3 separate regions of the Mus musculus genome follow, and regions 1 and 3 are each linked to region 2. A link is a loop called in an ENCODE intact Hi-C map of the cell type or tissue named here. Cell type or tissue: heart. All regions are shown on one strand. Each heading gives the region's core, and the rest is flanking DNA. Links, peaks and the distances in the headings are about the cores only. Region 1 holds the start of Aasdhppt (aminoadipate-semialdehyde dehydrogenase-phosphopantetheinyl transferase). Region 2 holds the start of Alkbh8 (alkB homolog 8, tRNA methyltransferase). Region 3 holds the start of Cwf19l2 (CWF19-like 2, cell cycle control (S. pombe)).

What was found. A loop is a pair of places that touch in the nucleus more often than their neighbours do. Peaks named below come from ENCODE experiments on the same cell type or tissue, not always from the same donor. Only the 100,000 strongest peaks of a DNase experiment are listed, where the experiment ranks them.
Region 1: it touches region 2 in a loop (8-fold over the local background); 11 of 42 quality-filtered maps call a loop at or near these places.
Region 3: it touches region 2 in a loop (10-fold over the local background); 6 of 42 quality-filtered maps call a loop at or near these places.

What each region holds. Positions count from the first base shown.
Region 1 is chr9:4,301,032-4,309,586 of GRCm38, forward strand. It overlaps Aasdhppt (aminoadipate-semialdehyde dehydrogenase-phosphopantetheinyl transferase), which reads right to left and starts at 8,463. Exons shown (of 6, transcript NM_026276.3): 1 at 8,223-8,463; 2 at 7,663-7,888; 3 at 2,063-2,184; 4 at 1,439-1,600. The coding sequence starts at 8,405. In heart, for the core only: a CTCF peak has its summit at 4,037; no DNase peak of the experiment used is centred there.
Region 2 is chr9:3,330,810-3,339,364 of GRCm38, forward strand. Alkbh8 (alkB homolog 8, tRNA methyltransferase) reads left to right here and starts at 4,422. Exons shown (of 12, transcript NM_026303.1): 1 at 4,422-4,441; 2 at 7,647-7,782. The coding sequence starts at 7,654. In heart, for the core only: a CTCF peak has its summit at 4,695; a DNase peak (open chromatin) is centred at 4,682; H3K4me3 peaks cover 1,918 bases; H3K27ac peaks cover 1,394 bases.
Region 3 is chr9:3,398,443-3,406,997 of GRCm38, forward strand. It overlaps Cwf19l2 (CWF19-like 2, cell cycle control (S. pombe)), which reads left to right and starts at 5,643. Exons shown (of 18, transcript NM_027545.2): 1 at 5,643-5,748. The coding sequence starts at 5,656. In heart, for the core only: CTCF peaks have their summits at 4,886 (motif pointing right) and 5,088 (motif pointing right); DNase peaks (open chromatin) are centred at 4,869 and 5,589; H3K4me3 peaks cover 1,736 bases; H3K27ac peaks cover 1,332 bases.

The DNA of each region.
Region 1 (8,555 bases), core at 1,653-6,652, 970 kb after region 2:
AGAAATGTTCAACATGCTTAGCCATCAGGGAAATGTAAATCAAAACAACCCTGAGATTCCACCTCACACCAGTCAGAATGGCTAAGACCAATGTGTGGGTGCTTTGGCCTTTCTTAGAAGGGGGAACAAAATACTTACAGGAGAAAATATGGAGATAAAGTGTGGAGCAGAGAGAGAAGGAAAGGCCATTCAGAGACTGCCCCACCTGGACATCCATTCCATATACAGTCACAAAACCCAGACACTATTGTGGATACCAAGAAGTCCTTGCCTGATATAGCTTTCTCCTGAGAGGCTCTCTCAGAGACTGAGAAATACAAAGGTGGATGCTCACAGCCAACCATTGGACTGGGCATTAGGTCCCCAATGGAGGAGCTAAAGAAAGGACTGAAGGAGCTGAAGGGGTTTACAACCCCATAGGAAGAACAACAGTATCAACCAAGCAGCCCCACCAGAGCTCCTAGGGAACTAAACCACCACCAGAGTACCCATGTCTCCAACTGCAATATGTAGCAGAGGATTGCCTTGTGAAGGCAAGATGCCTTAGTGTCGGGGAATGCCAGGGTGGGGAGGCAGGAGTGGGTGGGTGGGTGGGTGAGAGAACACCTTCATAGAAGCAGGGGACGGGATAGGGTGTTTCCTTGGGGAAACCGGGAAAGGGGATAACATTTGAAATGTAAATAGAGAAAATATACCATGAAAAGAAGGAGAAGAAGAAGAAGAAGAGGAGAAGGAGGAGGAGGAGCAGCAGGAGGAGGAGGAGGAAGAAGAGGAAGAGGAGGAAGGAAGGAAGGAAGGGAGGGAGGGAGGGAAGGAAGGAAGGAAGGAAGAAAGGAAGATTGGGCTGTAGGCAAGCCTATAGGGCATTTTCATTAGTAATTGATGTAAGATGGTCCAACTCATTGTGTTTGCTGGGTTCTGAGTTCTACAAGAAAGTGGGCTAAGCAAGCCAGTAGGCAACACCTCTCCATGGCATCTGTAGTAGCTCCTGGCTCCAAGTTTGTACTCTGCCTGAGTTCTACTCCTGATTTCATTTAGCATGGACTAAGTGGAAGTGTGAACCAAATAAACTCTTTTCTCCCCAAATGGCTTTTTATCATAGCAATAGTAACCCTAACTAGGACAGACAGTAACATTTAGAAAACACAAATCCCAACTGCTTTTATTATACCAGGCTGGATTCCAATTCACAGAGATCCCAAATACTGAAACTGAATGCAGGCACCATTATGTCTTGAAAGATAGTTTTAATGATCAGATTTTAATTACTAATTAAAAGGAATTGAATTACTTTCAAAGAAAGTTACACAAGCTCACAATGGATATGTACTCTACACTGTTGACATTCTTATAAATTTCAGGAACAATCTAGATTATTCGCACATACGTGAATAAATATGGAATGTCTTAGCTATAATAATTATAATAAATTCCTTACCTCAAAGGCCCATTCTTTTTCTTCTTCCCCATCCAAAATCAAACAGGTTTCCTTATAAACCTGACCAATGTCCATGTTTAATGGAGATACATCAAATTCAAGCCGCTGCATTTCAAATCCCAATCCAACTCCAATGGCTTTTATGAAGCTTTCTTTCAGTGCCTAGAGAGAAAAAGGGACATTTTCTCTTAGAGGATTCAATAGCTAAAACTTTTTATAACATTAATAGATATAGTACATTTTGATTTCTATGTTTGTTACAGCTATAAAGTTGTAATTGTTTTATTTTGCTCATTGTAATAGCACCGAAAACAATCTTAGTAGCAGTCTGTGTAAATTATTCAAGATCTCTCAAGTGTAAACTGTAATGACCAAACAATGCCATCCTCAAAGGGTTGCTAAGAGAATTAACTAAATTATAAGAACTGTGATGTGACATTTTCTGTTAAATAAGGTTCATGTGTTTCTATAGAGTTATATAGATTTTTTAAAAAAATCCCAAAGTTCTCAAGAATCTGTCCATTTGTATCAAGCACTATATGGTATTAGCAGTAACTACAAATCTTTCACTCTTATTTCTAGTGAATATAATGGAATAATTATAGAATTACAAAGGAATTGTACCCAGTGCCGGTAAAACATATCCAGCTGAGTCCATTCATCATTAAAACTTCTGATTGTTTCCCACTCCTTTTTGGTAAACTTTCTTTTCATGATATGAAAGAATTCTGGAATTGAACCACGACCTGCCAAATCAGCGAATACAGAATTAAAAATTTATTCTATTAAAAATAAACATAAAAACAAAACTTAAAAAGCTGTTGTATGACTGAAACTACTGAGGACTACCCAAACAGGAAAGGCAACTTATTCAGAAAACAATCCTAAGTGAGGGTACAATGTAGCTCAGTAGTAGAGTGCTTGCGTGGAATGTGCAAGGCCCTGCATAGCCAGGCGTGGTGGCACACGCCTTCAATCCCAGTACTTGGGAGGGAGAGGCAGACGGATTTCTGAGTTCGAGGACAGCCTGGTCTACAAAGTGAGTTCCAGGACAGCCAGGGCTATACAGAGAAACCTTGTCTCAAAAAAAAAAAAAAAAAAAAAAAAAAAACAAAACAAAACCCAAAACAACAACAACCCAAAATTCCTATTACTATAAATAAACAAAAACAACAAAAGAAACCCTGCCTCAAAAGACCAAAAAAACAACAACAAAAAAACCAAAATTCCTATTAGTATAAACCAACAAAAACAAAAGAAATACTTTTCTATTGATTGTTAATTTTGATATAAATTAGAAATTAAAAGAATAACTCAAGATAACAAGCATGTGTTAGCCTAAAAGAACCAGTTTAATAAGAATTTGTGAAATTAGGAGTTAAATAATTAAGCAGAAAAACCCTAGCTTCTGAAACATGTTCCAAAAACCTGAATAGTTGACAGTCAAACTTGTTCTAAATTTTAAACATCTAAAAGAAAATGTCATACATAAGTATGACAACATATATTTCAGAAATTCATACTAATGTTATATTTTGACCCTTCAACACTACTAAAGGGAAAAAGAAAACAACTGTTGTATAATATTTTGTAACTAGAAGGTAGTTCAACAATGTATACTGCTTACTTGAAATGACTACTGTAAAAGCAAAATCAATATATACATCTAGACACTCAAGGAGATCTGGAACACAACAGACTGTACTCTTTTGTACTATTTAGAACTTCTGCAGTAACCACATACCTCGCCTAGAGTAAGTCAGAGAAGGAAACATTAAAAACCAGTTCTTGTGCAAAAATGTTTAGGACTCTCCCAAGTTCCAACTTCAATAGTCAAGTCTCGAAACAGGCCCTCCTTCCTTAACCCAGAAATCTGGAGGACTTGAGATCACAACTATGGCTCTATGACCTTGAGAATGGTATAACAAGAGACTATGACCATTTGGGGGCATGCATCCTTTTAGTGATCCAAAGCTCATTTTCACTTTACTGAGAATTACTGGATGCCTCTCAATAATAACTGATTCATTCGCTGTTTCTGGCATCTAGTCTTAAAAAAGTGAAAGGGCTAAGAAAATGGTTCAATGAGTAGTTTGCTAAGGAAGTACAGATCTGAGCTTAGATTACCCAGCACCTGTAAAAGGTACAGAAGCTGCCAGTATCTATAACCTAATACTGTCAGAAAGGGTATTTGTCAGGGCACGGTTGGGAGGTGAAACTGATCCCCAGAGCTCACTGACCAGCATTCTGATTCAGTGAGAGATTATGTCACAAACATTAAAAAAGGTATTAGTGACAAGAGGAAACTGATGAAAACTTTTGGCCTCCAAATTTACAAACCCATACAACCCACATCCACAAAATTTAAAAGATAAATTCTTCTCAAGTAGACTCCGGCATAAGTAGCATATATGAAATAAAGAGGAAGAATATCTTAATTTGTATTTGGGATACTGGCAATAAAGAAATACTATAACTCATTACTTATGGCTGAAAAAAATACCAGTGTGTACACTTTCCTATATATTTAAGCACAAAATAAACAGCAGTCAATGGTGAATCTCTAAATACCTAACTAAAGGACAGCAGCACTACCCTGTGGTGTTATGGGGGAATGCATACTGGCCAAATATTCTATTTTACTCCATAGGAAATTAGAAGAAAAACGTTAGAAAATCCCAGTAGAAAAACAAATTTGTCTCTCAAAATACCAGCATCATTACTGGGCAGACACATAGGCAAATTCTTAATATTATTTATATATATTGATTTCTACTACAATATATGTAATCATCCTATAAAATATTAAGAACACAGGTATGTGTACGTATATATATACATATATGTATATATGTGTGTGTATGTATGTATATATATGTATGTATGTGTATGTATATATATATGTGTGTGTGTGTGTATATATATACACATACATATGAGAGGTATAGGACTGAAAAATGTGAATTGTCACTTAAGTGTTGAAATACTTGATCCTTCTTAAAGCTTAGTTACTAAAGAAGAATGTCAGCTACTAACTAAATGTTCTACATAATCAAAATCACATAACTGGTCTATTTTAAACATAATAAAACCCCATAACAAAATCACCAACAACCAACACATTTTGCTACTATTGTAGGCCTATAAACAAAACAGTCTATTATAGTACCAGAACTTCAAAGCCTATCTATATCATTCTAAAACAAGGTGTCCGGTACACATGTATTATAATAGCACTGTAGTGGCTATTCCTGGTTGTCAACTTGACTATATCTGGAATGAACTACAATCCAGAATTGGAAGGCTCACTAGTGATCCTAATCTGGAGGCTGGGAGATAGAAGTTTTTAACCTGGATCTTGGTTTGCAGATCTTGAAGCTTAGTGGCTATGGATTCCAGATTAAGACAGGGGAGATCTCCGAGTTCAAGGTCATCTGGGACACCTTTAAACCTTCTGCTGGAGACTACATATGGACATTGGAAGAAGGAAGGCTCTCTCTCCTTCGCCTGCTTGCCATTTGGGACTGAGCAACTGCTAGATCCTTGAACTTCCATTCACAGCTGCTACTGACCATTGTTGGGAATTGGACTGCAGACTGTAAGTCACCAATAAATTCCTTTACTATATAGAGACTACCCATAAGTTCTGTGACTCTAGAGAACCCTGACTAATAAAAGCATCTCAGTTAAAACTTACCATTCAGCTACAAAGAAAGCTCAAATGGTTAAGTGCTAACATTATATATATAATATATAGACCTGAGTTCAATGGTCGTCAGAACTTATGTAAAAAATACCAGCCCAGTAATACAAGTATACAGCCTTATAATTCCAGTGCTGGGGAGGAGGAAATATGTGGAACCCTAAGGCTCACAGGATCTAGCTAGTTTAGCTTAATCAGTAAGCTACAGGTTGAAAAGATCCTGTTTCAAGAGGTAGGTGGCATTTCTGAGAATGACAGCTGCTGTGGGGTGTCCTCTGGCCTCTATACATAATATCAGCACACATACATTTAAAAGCAAAGCAGTAAAATTATCCATTCTTCTCAAAGAATATGACTTATCAAGGGGAAGATGGAGGTAAGGAGGAGTTGAGCAACATCTAATTAAAGGAAATAAAATACTGTAACAGACAGAAAACAATGATCAAAGAAAACTAGAGAGAAATGAGAAATAGTAACATGCCTGAGAATAGAAAGTACAAAAGAACACAATAACAGTGTTATGTTTAGGAGTTTGAATTCTATTATATGTCTAATGAGAACCTATTTCACAACTTTAAAACTGTGTCCTTCTCAAAAGATCACTTAGCTCTACCTAGAGAACCAGTTAGGAGTATATAATACTTCAGAAGAAAGGGTATGAGAGGAGACAAGAAACAGGCTTTTCCACTCTTTAGTATATCCAGGCCTAATTTGCACCAACTACATTTAATTTATACTTATAATGCAATAGCTCCTCTAGAGAGCAATTCTGTTAACAAAATCTTTTGGGATGAAAGTCAATGTACTTCAGGATAGACTTGAACTCATAGTCTTGCTTCTGCTTCTACTTCCAAAGTGCTGGGAATACAGAAGCTTTTCAGTATACCTAATAACACTCATTTTAAATTACTTGAGTTAATTAAAATTAGAATTGTTTCTCAAAATATTTTAAAGTTATTTTTATTGTGGCAATTACTATCTAAAATATTTTATAATAGAAAAACAAATATGAAATTGCAAAATCATGCAAATAGAATTCTTACTATTTCCTGAACTTAAATATTTTTATACTGTTCATGGTTATTTTGTAAATACTGTTAAATTGAATCATTAAACTATACCTTTACTTCACCTAAAACTGTAAACATCTTTAACTGTAAATAAAGCTTAAGAAATGAGAAAAATACTTGATCAGAAATGTATACTACTGACAACTTGTGCTAAGATCCCACAGTTAAATCTATTGGGAAATGAACAGTACTTAGCCAACATGGCTAAGTAATATGGGAATTAACACTCCTATGTAATATTTCTTATGGACACACACACACAGAATGTGGGTAAGAGAATTGTCTCCTTCGATATGCTAATAACACTCCTCTATGCTGACTCTGTCTCAGGAATTGTCAATGTGTAGTACAGAGTAGGTTTCCCCTTCTATCAAAAATTATAACTTCATCATTCACCAAGACTGAAGAATATTCCTTGATGAACTACCTCACTTATTCTGGTCTAATAAATTGCCAGTGCAGCAAACAGGTATTTACTTCTCATCATCACTAAGAAAAGAAGCACCCAATCACAATTTGAAAATGAGTGGAATGGTAATGACACAACACTAGTGCCAACTGAATGGATCTCTTCCTCTGTGTTATTGGAACATAATAAGCTTTGAGCCAGTTAAACTATAAAAGGAAACGGTTATAATCAAAATTGATGGGTGTCAAAGGATTAATAAAGTATTAACAAGAGACAGAATCTTCAATATCTGCTTAATACTTTCCTACTATTTAAAACGTCAATTAATAATGACTTCCTTATTCAGTACTGACCACAGTCAACCCCTCACAAAATGGGTTGTAAAATCTGTTTATTTCCAGATAGGCACTAACTGTGCTATCTATCTTTTTTCTAAGTGTCTAATGGCCTCTCCACTAACTTCTAGTTACAGAAAAAGCTCCTATGAAGCTTCCCCAGAGCTACAAACCCATGTGGACTATTCACAAAAATAAGCCTGACTCCTCTACAGTAGCAGTTACTTTAGAACAAGCCTTCAACAATACCATTAAGTCCTTTCATTGGAGCTGTGCTTCAAAAAGGCTTCTTAAAAATTCATGCTGAAGCTTAATTGCCAATACAAGAGCACTGCAAGGCCATAGCGGGTACCACCTTCATTAATAAACTTATTATCCCAGTCCTCAAGGGTTTCCTTGAACTCAGAACAATGAGCTTAAAGAAGCTCATCTTTGTAATTCAGCCTCGCTTATTTTGTAACAAGAAAAAAACAAAAATACTTAGAAAAATGATGATACCTAAAGAAAATGTAGCTAACAATTTAAAGGGGTTAAAAGGTACAGTAATATAGAATCTACTGTCTCTATAGATAAAAGTTAAAGGAAATGCATCCTTTTTGGTTAAATGTTTTATCAGTAAATTAAGTACTGCCAGTAAACTTACAACTGCCTAATAGTTAAGATCTGAGACATAAAACACTTAATATGTCATAAAAGTGAACCATCACCTGGAAAACTAGTCTTCATGATATCAATGCCAACCTGTACCTCAGGTTCTGCAGCAAGAACTGCATAGTCCCCTTGGTGAGAGATGTTAAAGTTGAAATTGGGATATGGATTCAACGAGTCTTTCGCAAGAACCGGCTTTCCCTTTGAAGTTCTCTGCAGACGGATATGATCCCAAGGGATATTCAATTTCTCTGCAACTAATTTCCTTATCATCAAACGACCAGCCTGTTCAGACATAAAACACACGGTGTGTATTGCTATCTACTAATCGCATAAGTACACTGCTTAGAAAGTATATTTATGGCTTCTAAGTTTCAAAGTATAAACACATTCATTAGTAAACAGACGATTACTCCATAGGCCCCGCCTCCAATTTTAGGGTAAGGGTCTCCACAGGCAACCTCACAAGGGAAGACTAGATGTGAGTGACCCAGGCCTCCGGGATACGAAGGCTGAAGACGGTCGCACGCACTCCGGAGGCTCCGAGACCGCAACGCCACGAGCGCACGTGGGAGTCCGCAGCCCGGCCCGCCTCCCAAAAGTCGCAGGCCTCAAGTACCAAGGCTGCCTTGGCGTCGCGGGCAAACACGAACTTGCCGATGCGCTCCTTCTCCTCCGGCTGGATAGACCGCATCGCCAGAAGCCATTCGGCTCGACTTGGCAGCCAGGTACCGCAGGAGAATGCCCAACGAACGCCCTCCATGGATGGCACCACGCACAGCCTCTTAGCGGGGAACACCATACGACCGGCTCGGTCCGCTGATCCTCAAGCCAGGTAGAGCAGACGCTGACGTAGCCACGCCCCGTCGCTCCGGAGTCTGCGCAAAGGGGCAGCACCTCGCAACAGACGTTACCAGGCTCCACCCCTTTTCAGGCGTCTGTGCGAAGTAGC
Region 2 (8,555 bases), core at 2,406-7,405:
CCAACACAGGAGTAACTGGGACCCTCCAGGATCCAGGGACACAGGAATCCCACTCATCCAGTGGCATGGGTTCCTCCCCATCTGAGCTGGTACCCTTGAGCAGACCTTGGGCGCTGGCTCTGCAACCAGCCCCACAACACCCAGAGGAAGTTCAGCTGCCAGGTGATCTAACACGCACAGGATCACAGAAATCACACCAGGATTTCAGGATTCCAGAGGCAGCTTGACTCCCAAGAGCTATGACATACACAGGATCTCAGGATCCCAGGATCCCAGAGTCACAGGAACACAGAGACAGTTGAACTCTGAAGAGTTCTGACACAACCAGGGTGACAGAAGGGACAGGTTCCAGTTAAAGATAGCAAGGGCAGGGAGCACTAGAGATAACCAGATGGTGAGAGGAAAGCCAAAGAACATAAGCACATTGAGAGCAATCATTGTAAAGTATGTGCCCTTAAAATGGTAGTTCTTAATCTGTGGATAGAGATCCCTTTGGGGATCAAATGATCCTTTCACAGGGATGTCCTATGACCATAGGAAATATCAGATATTTCCATTCCCGTTCACAAAAGTAGCAAAATTACAGTTATGAAGTTGTAAAAAAAAATGTGGTTGGGGTTACCACAACATGAGCAAGTGCATTAGGAAGGTTGAAAACCACTGCTCAAAATGCTCTTGGAGTTACACTGTATGTCATTGACCAAGATAGAGGTAAGCCACATGGTTGCTATTTAAAATAGCTATTTGTTTGATAGATCTGTTTTGTTTTGGTTGGTTGGTTTTGGTTTTTTGAGACAGGGTTTCTCTATGTAGCTCTGGCTGTCCTGGAACTCACTCTGTAGACCAGGATGGCCTTGAACTCAGAAATCCACCTGCCTCTGCCTCCCAAGTGCTGGGATTAAAGGCATGTGCCACCACCGCCCGGTGATAGATACATTTTTTAAGCAATAGTTGAATCCAAGTTTCATATACAGCATATTCAAAACAAAAGTTGAATCACACATTGTATTAGTCAGGGTTCTCTAGAGTCACAGAATTTACGGATAGTCTCTAGATAGTAAAGGAATTTATTGATGACTTACAGTCGGCAGCCCAAATCCCAACAATTGTTCAGTCGCAGCTGTGAATGGAAGTCCAAGGATCTAGCAGTTACTCAGTCTCACGCAGCAAGCAGGCGAAGGAGCAAGAGCAAGAGCTAGACTCCCTTCTTCCAATGTCCTTATATTGTCTCCAGCAGAAGGTGTAGCCCAGATTAAAGGTGTGTTCCACCACACCTTTAATCCCAGATGAAAGGCGTAGCCCAGATTAAAGGTGTGTTCCTTAAATTCGGAGATTCAATCTTCTGGAATCCATAGCCACTATGGCTCGAGATCTTCAAACCAAGATCCAGATAAGGATCTCCAAGCCTCCAGATAAGGGTCACTGGTGAGCCTTCCAATTCCGGATTGTAGTTCATTCCAAATATTGTCAAGTTGACAACCAGGAATAGCCACTACACACATATAGAATGTTGTAGCACATTAAGAGTAACAATGTGTAGATTTTTTTTTTTTTTACCTATAAGACTTTTGTTATAGGTTTAAGTTAAATTTTGTTACAGATTTTTTTTTAACCCTGTCCAATGAACTTACAAATCTTGAGGTAGTATATAGCATGGTTTTAAAAGACTTTTTTTCAGAGTAGAGAAATTGTAGAGATAAAAGATTTTTTTTTTTAAAGATTTATTTATTTTTATTGTATATATAAGTACACTGAGCTGTCTTCAGACACTCCAGAAGAGGGAGTCAGATCTCGTTACGGATGGTTGTGAGCCACCATGTGGTTGCTGGGATTTGAACTTCGGACCTTCGGAAGAGCAATCGGGTGCTCTTACCCACTGAGCCATCTCACCAGCCCCGAGATAAAAGATTTTTAAGACTAGAAAGTAGAAACACTTTGGAGATAAGAGACTTTTGGAAGGGTAGCAAAAGAACATTTAGATGTAAAAGATTTGGAAATTATTTGTTTATGCAATGGTAGAGGTTGTTACCATAAAAGATAATATAGAAATGAAGTATGCCAATCTTTTGTTATGGAGCTGTACCAAGGCCAAGCCATTTACAGTAAGACTGTGCGACCTTAATAAAACCTGAGTCTGGGGTGCAAACTAAAAAGGGTCATAAATGGAACTCCAAAGTGGAGGAAAGCTTCAAAAGGGAGCTGAGAGACAGTACAGTGGCTCAGACTGGCTTTAAGATTTGCAGGATTCCAGGCAGGTCCTAAGGGGAGACTGACTAGAGAAAGCTCTAAGAAGGAACTATGCACAAAGAGAAGTCTTAATGACACAAATTTCAATCCCAGGTGTCCCAGAGCAGATGAAAGACTTGCTTGAGATAAATGTCCCAGATTGCAGAGAAGAAATGTCCCTTTCCATGTGATTGGCAACCCCAGACAGGTTAGAGAAAATTGCTGGCACATTGGTGCAGATTTTGTAGTAATAGCAGACGAAGCTGGCAGCTACAGGGGGACATTTATCAAGTAGAGGAGAAAAGGGGGGAAAGAGAGATGACTACATGGGTATAGTTGCCCACATAGACATGGTAGCTCTAAGAGCCAGAGAGACACTTACCAAGTAGTTGAGAATAGTTGAATAGATAAGAATCAAGACTCTAGAATTTATAGCCAAAATGGGTAGGTGGCAAAAGTCAGCAGAAAGAAATTATCCCTACAGACCTTAAGAGATTCAAATAGTCAGCATAATTTAGAGAGACCAGCTACCTTTAAAAGAAACTAATTTGTGTTATTTCTGTGGTGGTTTCTGCACCGGATGAAAAACAAATGAGAACATGACTATGTTGAAGGATATTTAATCATACTGTGTGTACCTTGAGATTATGTGATTTACTGGAAATTTTTTGTTGTGGTGGTGGTGGTGTGGCTCAGTCTTAGCACATACTTTTAATGCAAGAGCTTTCTGTCTGAGTAGTGTAAACAGGATTAAATAAAGTCAAGAGTTAGAGAAAGCAACCACTTGACAAGAAATGACTATAGAATTATTGAGAAAAGAACCAAAGAGAGTAAGAGTATGTCAGAAGGATGGATAGAGAGACACACAGGAAGTAAGAAGGAAGAAAATTCAGTTTAAAAAAGATTTTTTTTAAGGTGGGCATTTTTTAAGGGGTATTCCTTCTGGGACATTGGCTGAGGAGGAAGGTCAACTGGGTACTTTCTCTGCCTCGCAGAGCTAGCAGGCTTTCTTCCCAGCATCTGGTTCCCAAGTCTTCATAGGAAAAATCAAACAACATGACTGCCCCAAGGTATGTTTTGAAGAGGAGGTTTATTGTAGATATGAGGGAGAGAATAGCCAGAAACATCTGGAAGTGTTTATACTGAACATGGCCAACAGACAGAGCTTGGCTTTGGGGGGTTGGGAGGGGGTAAGAGAGAAGAGAGGGATGCAAGTGTACCAAGAAAGAGCCAGGAGTAGAACCAGATAGGAGCCAATAGGCCAAGAGACCCAGTGTCCAAAATAGCTATGTTATATGGAGATCAATAAGTCGGGAAGGGAAGAAGCAGAAAGTTAGTCCCTGAGATGGAAAGGTTTAGGGGAAGGGGAGAGGTGAGCAGTGCTGGGAGGAGCAACAGGTACTGAGTAATGTTGCAGAGAGCTGCAAGTATTTGCATTGATGTTTTAGTAGGCACTTCAGTCAGTGATTTGTCCCTCTTTCTTTGAGGCCTAACAATGTGGAGTTGAGTAAATACTACAAATTAAAAACAATACTGTTACTGTTTTTTTGTCATGAGTCAATCTCATAATAGGGATATAATTATTGTCTTTAATTTTTCTGCCATTTAAACTTTACTTTGAAATATCTTTCCTGAAGTAGATCCAGTTTCTTCTGTTTTAGAGTTTCTACTCTTTCTGGTTTTTTAGATTATATTATAATTTACTCATTGCATTTCCTACCTCCAAACCCTCTCCTATACCCATCGTCCTTGCTCTTTCAAATTCATCACCTCTTTTATTATTAATTGTACATACATACATTAATACAAATTGTACAATGTTTCTTGTATTTAAGTGTTTTCAGGCTGATCATTCATTGTTGGATAAACAATTGGCGTGCTCTTCCCTGGAGAAAAGTATTTCTCTTGCTCTCAGAATTCCTTATTTGCATATTGTTCTTTGTGTAGGGTTTAGACGTTCTCGACTCTTTGCCTGACCACACAAACACAACCGTTTTCATTGTCTTTGTTCAGTTCAGTATAGGCAGTCACACTAGAGAGACTTTATGGGTGTGGCTTCTGATGTTCCCAGGAGACACAATTCACAGTAAACTTCCGTTTCTCCACCTCCATTTTCTCTGCAGTGTTCTAAGCCTGAGGTATAGGAGTTGTGCTGTAGATGTCAGTTGAGACTGAACTCTACAGCTCTGCATTTCGATTGGTGTGGTTTACACAGGTAAGTTCCCTTAAGACTACAGTTATTTGTGAGTATAAGATCAAATGTTTAGCATTTAGTAACGTGATAGTTGTAGGTCCTATTCCAACGATTACTATTCACCCAAATAAAGCAGCCAAATTTTCTGTTTCAAGCAGCAGTTTACAGACATTTGGCGGAGAAAGGGTCAACAAAGAATTTGAGTCCCGAAGGGGGTTGTGGTAGCCCCAGGGACTCATGGGAAATGTAGTACTATTGTCTGCAACATGGCGGCGTCCGGTTGAAAGGGTGTCAGAGCATAGGTGGTCAGGCTGCACCGGGGAAGGCTGGCGATTGACAAAGCAGCTGGGAGGTGAACATTTCTGGTGAGGAGAGAGAAAAGTGTACGCCACCTGATTGGGGCCTGGGGATATGGAGGATCGCAAATCCTGGCTTACTCCTTTCAGCTCCCTGTCTGCTCTGTCCTGACCAGCATGGGCCGACTCAGACCGCGAAGAGTGCAGTTTATGGGTTGGGGAGGTAAGGCCGTTGGGAACCCTGGTAGGATCTAATGTCCTTATGTTTGGCATATGATGGATGCCTAGCGGTGTCTGTATTAGCTGCCATAGGGGTTGAAGACCAACCCTTGCTTTTAGTCGTTTTTCAGCAAGCATCAATTCTGTGAAGCACGGATATGCAAGGCACTCTTGGCCCACATCTGCCTTATATTTTTTTCTTGATCAGTCCTTCTGCTTCTGGGGTCAAGTAGTGTCAGACTGTGGTTTTGATGATTTCGTTTAACGTTTGTCTCTAGCTGTTTAGCAGGTACCCAAGATTGTAGACGAGAGTTTCTGACTCCAACACATGCAGATAATTGGGATACTCACTCGGTGGGTGTTACGGAAATCGCTGAAGATGGCTGCCAAAATTAGAATTACGGAGTTTAATAGCTAAAATGGCAAATTCTGCTTAGGTTTATTTAAATATGTATATTTAATGAGTCGCTACTACATATCACATCCTGTTTAAGTGCTGTGTACTACCCGGTGAATAATACAGACAAAATCACTACTTCATGTACTTAACTTTCTATTCACTTACAGAAGATAACAAACAATGAGTGTAAGAAAAAATAGAGTGTGTAATTCAGAAACGGTAATTTTTTTCTAAGTCTTAATGTTTAACTCTGCTTTCTTTTTAAATAGATAATGTAATTTGGATAGCTTATTAATTCAAAAGACATGTATCACCTGCATGTGTATCTATATACCACCTACATGCCAGAAGAAGGAGTGAGATCTGGAACTGGAGTTGTGAATGGTTTGAATTACTATGTGGGTGCTAGGACTTGAACCCGGGTCCTCTGGAAGAGCAGCTAGTACATATAACCAGAGTCATCTCTCTAGCCACAGCTCTATTTTCTAACTCAGACACGGATACAGTACAGTTGGTACTTGGGGTACTATCCAACAAGATATATTGAGAGTTTACTAGTAGCAGAGCCTTTATTTCTTTGTTCTCGTCTTACCAACAGAGAATTTGCTCAGACTGAAGGCAACTGAACAACTAACTGCGATGGCTAGTATCCTATTTAATAGTGACCTTACTCCTGTCACATGCCAGGTGCATCCAAGCAGCTGTGCACTGACCCGATCCCTGTTCTTCACATCTGAGTAATCAGCCAAGGCCTATTGATCCTGTGGGAACTTTGTTCTCATCCTTGCCCTCCTCTCCTCCCCTCCCCTCCCCTCCCCTCCCCTCCCCTCTCCTTTCCTTTCCTTTCCTTCTATGCCTCCAGTAGAAACTAGGTTAACATTTCTGCTTGCTACAGGTGGATTAGTGCAGGTCTTCTCATTCTGAATTGTCCTATCATCATTTACAATTAACCTGCTTTACTGACTGTACCTCTTAACTTGTTTGCTAAGAAACTGAAGTAATGCCATTTTCCTACTGTCAAACTACTAGAGTTTTGACTGTGCCTTAGTTGGGTTTTTTTGTTGTTTTTTTGTTTTTTGTTTGTTTGTTTGTTTGTTTTTTGAGACAGGGTTTCTCTGTGTAGCCCTGGTTGTCCTGGAACTCACTCTGTAGACCAGGCTGGCCTCGAACCCAGAAATTCACTTGCCTCTGCCTCCCAAGTGCTGGGATTAAAGGCGTGCACCACCACACCGGGCTTGCCTTAGTTGTTTTGAAACATAATTTTATTTGTTTATTTTGTTTGTTTACTTTGAGGTATGCAGCTTTATTCTAGAGGGTCAGTAAACATATGCTACTCAAAAAATTTTATGCCAGCTGGATATGATGCTGCACATTTGTATTCCTAGCATACAAAGGCTGAGACAGGATAAACATTATGAGTTTGAGGTCACCTAGGTCTTCATAGTAAGAAACTGCCTGAATAAACAAAACATAAGCATATATTGGATATGTGGGTATATACCCACTTCAAAGGTAGATATCAGAAATGCAAGGTTATCCTCTGCCTTGTCACAATCTGGAGACCAGCCTGGGAGATACATGGCTCCCTCTTTCAAAACAAAACAACAAGAAAGTGGGGAGGGGGAACCCTTCAAATTATGTCTGTATTTCACTATTGTTGGACATTATCGTTTTTCCTTTTTCCTTTTTTTTGTTTCAATTATCTCTCTGAATACCTTCTTTTAAAATGACTATTTGTTCTGTTCCTTCTAATTTGAAGTTTTACAAACTTTTTCAGTAACATTGTTTTTGTGTTTTGGTCTCTAGTTATGCCACAAAACCCAGTAATACTGTTAAATACTATTAGCAGTTAATTATATGGAGATATGTCATAACTTTTCATTGTTAGGTATGTGCTTGTTTTGCTCATCTCACAAGTTCCCACAAAGCCACGTGCCATGTTACACTTGTATGGTTAGAGCACTGAGACTATCATAGGCATACATGCTCACTTGGTTACCATTCACTCCTTCTTTCCATATGTTTCCTGGGCACATACTATATGCTGGCATTCCTACTTTGCCAGAGTTTACATCATGATGGAAAACTTAAGCTAACAGATGAATTGTTATGCATGTTGTGTTAAATTCTGAAGTATTTTTACATTTTTATTTGTTTTCCATTTTCTAGATTTTTGGAAAGGAAACTAAAGTTTCTTTCTTTTTTTTTTTTCTTTACGTAACACAGAAAATTTTATAAAGTATAGAATGTATGAATAATAATTGTTCCTTCAAGACTTTTAAAACATATTTTTTATATATTTTACTTACAGTATTACTATGAATATCAATCATAAAGGTGTTTTGAAACTCACTAAAATGGAAAAGAAGTTCTTAAGGAAACAGAGTAAAGCCAGGCATGTGTTGCTGAAACATGAAGGCATCCAAGCAGTGTCTTATCCCACTCAGGTGACCTTAAATTGTTATTATCATTTGAATGTGGCTGTACCAGTATGTTAATATATTATGGGGTTTTTTTTGTTGTTTCTTTTTTCATAATTTATTTACTTTACATCCCAGTCCCAGCCCTCCCACATTTGCCCAGTACCATCACTACATCCCCATTCCTCCCTACTCCCGTTTTACTCAGAAAAGGGCAGCCCTCCACCCCATGGGTACCAACCCACTTAGGCAAATGAGATTGGAGTAGGACTAGGTACATCCTCTCTCACTGAGGCCAGACAAGGCAGCCTAGCTAAGGGAAAGGGACCCAAAGGCAGGCAATGGTGTCAGAGACAGCCCTGGCTTCAATTTTTAGGAGATACACATAAAGATCAAGCTTTACATCTGCTAACTATGTGTAGGTGGCCTACATCTATCCCATGCATGCTCTTTGGTTGGTGGTTCAGTCTCTGTGAGCCCCTATATGTCTAGGTTAGTTGACTCTGTAGATCTTGTGTTATCCTTGACCCTCGGTCCCATCCCTCACTTTCCCATAAGACTACCCGGGCTCCACCTAATGTTAGGCCGTGGATCCCTAAATCTGTTTCCATTAGCTGCTAGATGAAGCTCTTCAGAAGACAATTATGCTAGGCTCCATTCTGCAAGCATAGCAGAGTATCATTTATAGGGTCAATGGTTAGCTCCCTACCGTGGGTATTATGTTAATATACTTTAGGATAGCTCAAAGCTGTAATTGTTATGTATTGCACCCATATTAAATATACATTGTGGCAGGATGT
Region 3 (8,555 bases), core at 2,359-7,358, 68 kb after region 2:
GGAATACAGGGATAAACAAAGAATTTTTAACTAAGGAATATTGAATGGCCGAGAATCACCTAAAGAAATGTTCAACATCCTTAGTCATCAGGGAAATGCAAATCAGAACAACCCTGAGATTGCACCTCACACCAGTCAGAATGGCTAAGATGAAAAACTCAGGTGACAGCAGATGCTGGCAAGGATGTGGAGAAAGAGGAACACTCCTCCATTCCTGGTGAGATTGCAAGCTGTTACAACTACTCTGGGAATCAGTCTGGTGGTTCCTCAGAAAATTGGACATAGTATTACCTGAGGACCCAACTATACCACTCCTGGGCATATACTCAGAAGATGCTCTAACTTGTAATAAGGGCACATGCTCCACTATGTTAGTAGGACCCTTATTTATAATACCTGCTAATTATTTTAATTCTTATGTTTAAATTACCATTTTGTTTGGATAAAATGGCTCTTTGGAGTTTTCCCTACAATTTCCATGTAGGGTGTCATCACCTAGAATGATGTTTCTCACAATGTGGTGGCTCAGTACCTGAATGTTCACCTGGCCCTTTCCAATTGAGGACCAATTTTTAGGTCTGTCTAGGTACAGGAGCTTCACTGTTTTGGGCTGGAATTCAGGTGTTTGCATTTGACAGCCATCTGAGGTGATTTTATGTACTCTAATGGAGAACTAGGATTTGGTTCTGTTCTCTTTTTAAACCCACACCAAACACCATTATAGGAGTAGTAAGAAAGTCCAAGCTTAGGAAACAAAAAACAAACAAACAAACAAACAACAAAAAAGTTAGTAACAGTGTGATGTTAGGGAAAGACACTTTCATACATTGTCTGATCCATCATTTTTTCAACTTGGTAATGACAAAGTCTTTTTTATACAGTGAATAAGAAAGTAAGAGATGAAGCCGGGCATAGTGGAGCATGCCTTTAATCCCAGCAATCGGGAGGCAGAGGTAGGTGGATTTCTGAGTTCGAGGCCAGTCTGGTCTACAAAGTGAGTTCCAAGACAGCCAGGGCTATACAGAGAGAAACCCTTTCTCAAAAAAACCCCCACAACAACAACAACAACAAAAAACAAAAACAAAAAAAAGAGATGAGATTTATAGAATACTTTAACTTTAAGTGAATACATAATTGTTGTGATGATTAGAAATTATGCATGTGAAACAAAGTGGTATAGGAATTATAAACTTTGGATTACATATTGGATATATGTGAACTCAGTGATGATCAGTGTTTACAAGAGTCAGAAGGGAAGAGAATATTTCCCATGATTTTACTCATAAATGATAATGAAAATGTTTACCATGGTGACATCTCTACCTTAACCTTTTATTTTTAAAATTCATCTGGACACTGATCTAATGGGGACCACAAATGGTGGTGGTTATTTGTAGGCAAAACAGCATCTGAATACAAACTACTTTGGTGCTCCACTAAAGAGAATTCATGATATGTTCTGTCTTAGTTAGGGTTTTACTGCTGTGAACAGACACCATGACCAAGGCAAGTCTTATAAAAAACATTTAATTGGGGCTGGCTTACAGGTTCAGAGGTTCAGTCCATTATCATCAAGGTGGGAGCATGGCAGCATCCAGGCTGTCATGTCTCAGGCAGAGCTGAGAGTTCTATGTCTTCATCCAAAAGCTGCTAGTGGAAGACTGACTTCCAGGCAACTGGGGTGAGAGTTTTAAGCCCACACCCACAGTGACACACCTATTCCAACCAGGTCACACCTATTCCATCAAGGCCACACCTCCAGATGGTGCCACTCCCTGGTCCAAGAATATACAAACCATCACGTGTTCTAATGCTTAAAAACCCACTGATAAATACTTTCCTTATTTCTTACATGATTTTTAACGAAAATGCAATGATTGTAGAAGGCTTTTATACCATAAAGATTGGAGAGAAAAGGAGTATTTTAGCATGGTGTTTTTCTTAGTCAGGGTTTCTATTCCTGGACAAAACATCATGACCAAGAAGCAAGTTGGGGAGGAAAGGGTTTATTCAGCTTACACTTCCATACTGCTCTTCATCACCAAGGAAGTCAGGACTGGAACTCAAGCAGGTCATGAAGCAGGAGCTGATGCAGAGGCCATGGAGGGATATTCTTTACTGGCTTGCTTCTCCTGGCTTGCTCAGCCTGCTTTCTTATAAATCCAAGACTACCAGCCCAGAGATGGCACCACCCAAAAGGGGCCCTCCCCACTTGATCACTAATTGAGAAAATGCCTTACAGTTGGATCTCATGGAGGTGTTTCCCCAACTGAAGCTCCTTTCTCTGTGATAACTCCAGCCTGTGTGTGTCAAGTTGATACACAAACCCAGCCAGTACAGTGTTCTATTTCCTTTCTAGTGCTGTGACAAAGACAATGGCCAAAAGCAACTAATAGGAGGAAAGGATTCATCTGCTTTACACTTTCAGGTCATAGTCCATCACTGAAGAAAGTAGGGCATGACCTTAAAGCAGAAAACATAGAGGGATGTTGCTTGTTTGCTTAATGGCTCACTTGCTCATACTTGTTATATAATGTGAGACCACCTGGATAAAGAATGGTGACACTCAAAGTGGACTGCTTTTTCCTACATCAAATAACAGCCAATGTAGCTCTCCCCAACTCATGCCCACAGGTCAAAGTGATCTGGACAATCTCTCAATCAAGGCCTAAGATGACTCTAGGCTATATTAATTTGACAAAGGTGAATAGGATATACAATTAAGTCATTGACTTGGAGATAATACCAGTGTCTCATAATTGTTGCCCTTGATTTACACTTAGCATATAGTTTCAAACCCCCACATGCTTTGGCTCATTGTATTCTCACAGAAGTTGGAACATACAGTGTTAACCACATTACAGTTAAAAAACCAAATGCAGCAGATAATTTAAAGTGGCATGACTAAATAAATGGCAGAGTTATTTAGTCTGGCAAATCTTGATTTTGAACCTGTGCACTTAATGCCTCACTAATATTTCTGAAATCATCACAGATTCAGGGGCTGGGAACAGAATTTCAAATCTCTGTTACTGGGTACAGCTTATTGTCAGAAAAGACTCTTGGTCTTTTTTGGTTCTTATCTTACCCTTAAAGGCAGCCAACTACATATTGAAGAGGAGTTGAAATAGGATTACTCTTAGAGTGGTTATGTGATTACTGATCTAAACTGTGACTCTTTCTGAAGCTAAATAAGGGACAGTCGATAATCACCAGGGAAACTGATATAAATATATAAAATGATTGTCTTATGTGAACTAGAACATATAGTTGGGATGACATAGGTCATCCTCATAGGGTATGTTTCAGTCTCAAAGAAAGACACTGTGTCTGTGTCTGTCTGTCTGTCTGCCTGACTCTTCTTTCTCTGGTGAAATAATTGCATGTTCTATATACATTGCATGTTGATTTATGCATTTTACCATGCATTATTGTTTTCACACACTATATGCCTTTATTTTATGGTCAGTTTTGTGGATAATCTTTATTGATCTTGACAGTTGCCTTATACATGATGATGAAATTTAACCTAATCTCTTCAAAATGTTTTTTCATGTGAATAATTATTTTCAAACAAGATGTCTAATTTGGTAAGGATTATGAATCTATTAAAAACGTTTTGATTAATTGATTTTTCTTTCATGTAGATGAGTGTTTTGTCTCTATGTAAGTACACCATATGCAAACAGTACCCACAGAGACCAGAAGAGTACATCTCACCCACTGGAACTGAAGTTACACATGACAGGGGCCTGTCATGTAGGTGCCAGAAACCCAAAGTGGGACCTCCACATGAGTAGTACTTTTACTGAGCCATCTCTTCATCCTCAGACAATTTTTAAAAGCACAGTGAAAGGCTAACTGATATGCATGACACATTCCTAGACTCACTAGAAGGCCAGATTTCAGCATGTCTGCACCTAGACTGTCCTCACAGAGGACATTTTAGTGTCTAGCAGGGCTTAGGCCTTACCTGTGGTTTTCTTTACACAGATGGAGCAGAGCAGGCCCTGTAGAATGAATGTGGATACAGTCTGCTCCTCACTATTAGCCAGGGTATGACTGTCTACTCTACCTTAGATATAACAATATCAGTCCGTCCTCTCATCACCATTGTATCTTTGGATGAGAAGATAAGAGAGAAAGAAACAAAATCTGGTTATTAGTTTCTTGATATTTTTATTTCTTTTGACTCTTTTTGGTACAAGGACTCATGAGTATTGCTTCTCAACAACAACAACAACAACAACAACAACAACAACAACAAAAGAAATTTCAAAGCTCTCCCTACGGAGAAGCAAGGTTTTCGAAAATCATCAGTGCGTTTAGCCTTCAATATTTCATGGCAAGTCTTTTTGAGTGCCTTTGGTAATGCGTGGGCAGGTATATTAGCCCTTCCTATCAACTCTGAATTGGCTGGTTATCCTTGCTTCAGATGCACAAACTGGAGTGCTGCCTCACAAACATAATGAATCAAATAAAGGGGTTGTAACCATTCAAGTTTGTCATCTTAAATTTGCTGAGTTGATATGGGCAAAAGGAGATAGAAATGGCTTATTTCAACTTTCCTGTTTCTATCCTAGTGGGCGAATCAAATGAAGCACAGATGGGGCTAGTCTTTTGATACAGAGACTTAATTATGCAAGATGCAATAAATACAACAGAGGTCACTGTTTTTTCTTTATGAGAGATAACCACACAACCAAGGCATCTTTCTTCTGGGTGATGAGGACTCTTCCTGCACCCAGGCTTGTGCAACACCAAGTCTTGACCTCCAAATAATTAAGAATTATTTATTTATTTATTTATTTATTTATTTAATGAGTGTTATGTCATCATGTAGTTGCAATGCCTGTGGAGGCCAGAAGAGGGAGATCTCCTGGAAATGGAGCTAGAGATGGTTTTGATGATCCCTGTGAGTTCCTGGATGTGGCCTTAGGTCCTTTGCAAGAACAGTTAGCACCTAAATCACTGACCCATCTCTCTACCCCAGTTTTAAATATATTTCAAGACACCCATCAAAGAAAAATACTGAACTTTTTTTTTTAATTACTTATTTTACTTATATGAGTACATTGTCACTGTTTTCAGACACACCAGAAGAGGGCGTTCAATCCCATTACAGAGGGTTGTGAGCCACCACGTGGTTCCTGGGAATTGAACTCAGGACATCTGGAAGAGCAGTCAGTGCTCTTAACCACTGAGTCATCTCTCCAGCCCCTATACTGATTCTTAAGAGCAATTTTTGTTTTTCCCTTTTCCCCCCACGTTCTGACTTTCTGATCAGGTTCCCTTCAGGTTGATGCACAGTCACAGGAAGTCAGGCAAGAAGGGGGAAGTAAGTAACTTCTAGCTTACTGGAGTGTTTTAAGAGTCCTATTGAGAAATGAGTTAATATATCGCAGGGCTCATAATAACGCATGTTTATATTAACTCAGCGCTTAGCGAACCTAGTACATCTGAAAGATCAACTCTCCAGCAGGCTACAAGTTTCCGCTGAACCTTTCACAGGCGAAACATTCGGAACTGCGCCTGCTCTGTTGGCATAGTAACGCCCCTTCCCTACTATTTTGAAATGCAGATTCGGTTTCTAAATTACGACAGTCGTAAACCGAGGTTTCCCGACGGCGTCCTTGCTTTTCGACGGCAACAACTATGGAGGCGTTTAGTGTAAGATTTGAAAGTGCTAGCAGTATCGAAGAGCGAAAAGAACAGACCCGTAATGCCAGGGCCGAGGTGTTACGCCAGGTATCCCGGCTTTGGAGAATTTTCTTTCTTCCTTTTTAAAACTGGGGTTGTACTAAGGGCTTCTGCATGCTAGGTAATCGCTTTCCGAGATTTAGTTCTTGAAATACTTTCGTTTTATAAATCTTACGGTTTCGGAATGTTATTTAAAAGTTGTAGGACTTGAGAATCCTGGGAGATAGTCCACTCACTTCTCTCGTTACTTCGGTATCTCACCTTGTCTGATTTTGGTCTTTTTCCAATGCAGTTGTCTTCTAAACGCTCGGACCGGCTCCATTTGCTATTTCTCTCCGCAAAAAGATTGATTGGTTTCCTTCCAGTTTCCTTAGTTTTTAAGCACTCTTGATATTTCAGCCGCCTGGATTGCTCAGTTTCTGTGTCCAGTGTCACATCCGAGGACTCTTCTTACCAGTTAATTCGAAGCATGAGTCATTGCCCCGGCTTATTGGAAGTAGGACACATTTGAATACGTTGGTGTTTCCTCCACGTTTTCCTTTCAACTCCAGGCTTAGGCCAGCCTTTACTGATTGAAACACTGTTTTAGCATAAGAGACTCAGAATATGTGCTCCCCGACCCCAGGTTTTGGAAACAGAATTCTCATTAACATTGAAATGTATGGAGTTTATAAAAACGGAAGAAGTAAATTATTGAACAGTTATTGACAGTTATTCCTGATTAATTGTGACAGTGAAAAAGATGAATTTGTAGTTGAACAACGGAATGTTCCGTGACTATGTTTTGGGTTTTTTGTTTTATGATAAAAGAATTTTAAATAAGTTTAAATGCATATAGAGAGTAGAAAATAAATAGGAAGAATGAGTAATGCCTTCCTTCAGTCACATTTTAAGGGGATGGGTGGGCAGTTAGTCTTGGTCAGATAAAGCATCATGAATATTGGCTGATTTCAAAATAGATATAATGAATAATCATAATGACTGTCTGTTTGATATTTCAAACAGTTTTTGGAAGAAACTCTTTGTCAGCTGTGAAGAATTTTAGACAAATCTACATACAGTTTGATAAGGACCAAAGTCAGCTTAGGAATTTTGACAGATGGATGAGAAAGCAGAAGAAACTTCTTGCATTGTATTACTATTGTTGACTGCTGACTAGAAATTAGCCATATGGTTCTTTCTTTTTAAGAGGATAACTTTTCTGAGTCAATTGTATTGGCACTGTCTATTTTGAAGGCATGGAAAAAGGTCAGATTTATAACTTTTGGGAAAGTCTAAAGAACTAGCCACAGTGACAATGAAGGTTAAAGTGATTCCAAATCCTATTTGAGACAGAGAGAAAAGAGGATATATGTTAGTCTTGTACTGAATACTGTGTGTGATTTGTACCCAAATTTAGTGAAGATTGGTAGTCCCAAAGGAAAGCTATTAATAACTTCCTTTTATTAATCATTTTGTTTATCTTTCAAATGTTATTCCCCTTCCCAGTCTCCTCTTCACAAATCCTTCCACCCTTCCTCCTCCCTTTTGCCTCTAAGAGGGTACTTCCCCTTCCACCACCCACTCCTGTCTCAGTCCTCTAGCATCCACTTTCTCTAGGGTATCAAGCCTCCACAGCACCAAGCACCTCCCCTCCCATTGATGCCAGATGAGGCAATAATCCTCTGCTACATATGTAGGGGGAGCCATGGACTCTTTGGTTGGTAGTTTAGTTCCTGGGAACTCTGGTTAAATTGATACTGTTATTCTTTCTATGGGGTTGCAATCCTCTTCAGCTCCTTTACCCCTAACTCTTCCATTAGGATCCCCAGGCTCAGTTCAATGGTTAGCTGTGAGTATCTGCATCTCTCTTAGTCAGGTGCTGGCAAAGCCCCTCAGAGCTATACCAGGCTCCTGTCTGCAAACACATCTTGGCTTCAGCAATAGTAAGGGGGGTGGGGAGTGTGTTGGTGTCTGTGGATGGAATGGATCCCACAGTGGGGAGGTCTCTGGATGGCCTTTTCTTCAGCCTCTGCTCCATTTTTGTCCTGGCATTTCCTTTAGATAGGGACAATTATGAGTTAAATTTTTTTAGATGGGGTAGGGGTTGGCCCCATCCCTCCCATGGGGGCCATGTCTATCTACTGGAGATGATCTCTTCAGGTTCTATCTTCCTACTGTTGGCTATTTTGGCAAATGTCATCCCCATTGGGTCCTGGGAGTCTCTCGAATTCCTGGTGTTGAGGACTTTCTAGTACTTCCCCAAGTTCCCCACCCCCACTGGTACTTATTTCTATTCCTTCTCCTGGGCCTATGGACTTCTCTCCTATCTCCTGTCTCTTCCAATACCTGGTACTGCCTCCGCTGGCCCCTCCTTTCCTTCCCCGCCCCTTTCCCACCCAGAACCCTCCTTTCCTCTGCCTCCCGTGATTATTTTGTTCCTCCTTCTAAGTGGGTTTGATGCATACACGCTATGCCCTTCCTTCTTGTTAAGCTTAATATGATCTGTGGGTTGTATCATGGGTATTCTGAGTATTTCAGTTAGTATCCACTTACCAATGAGTACATACCATGTATGTTCTTTTGGGTCTGGTTACCTCACTCAGGATTATATTTTCTAGTTCCATCCATTTGCCTACAAAGTTCGTAGTTGTCATTTTAATAGCTGGGCAGTATTCCATTGTGTTAATGTACCTTATTTTCTGTATCTATTCTTCCGTTGAGGGACATCTGGGTTGTTTCCAGCTTCTGGCTATTATAAATAAGGCTGCTGTGAACATAGTGGAACATATGTCCTTGTTATAGTGTTGGAGCATCTTTTGGGTATATGCCCAGGATTGGTGTAGCTGGGTCTTCAGGTAGAGCTATTTCCAATT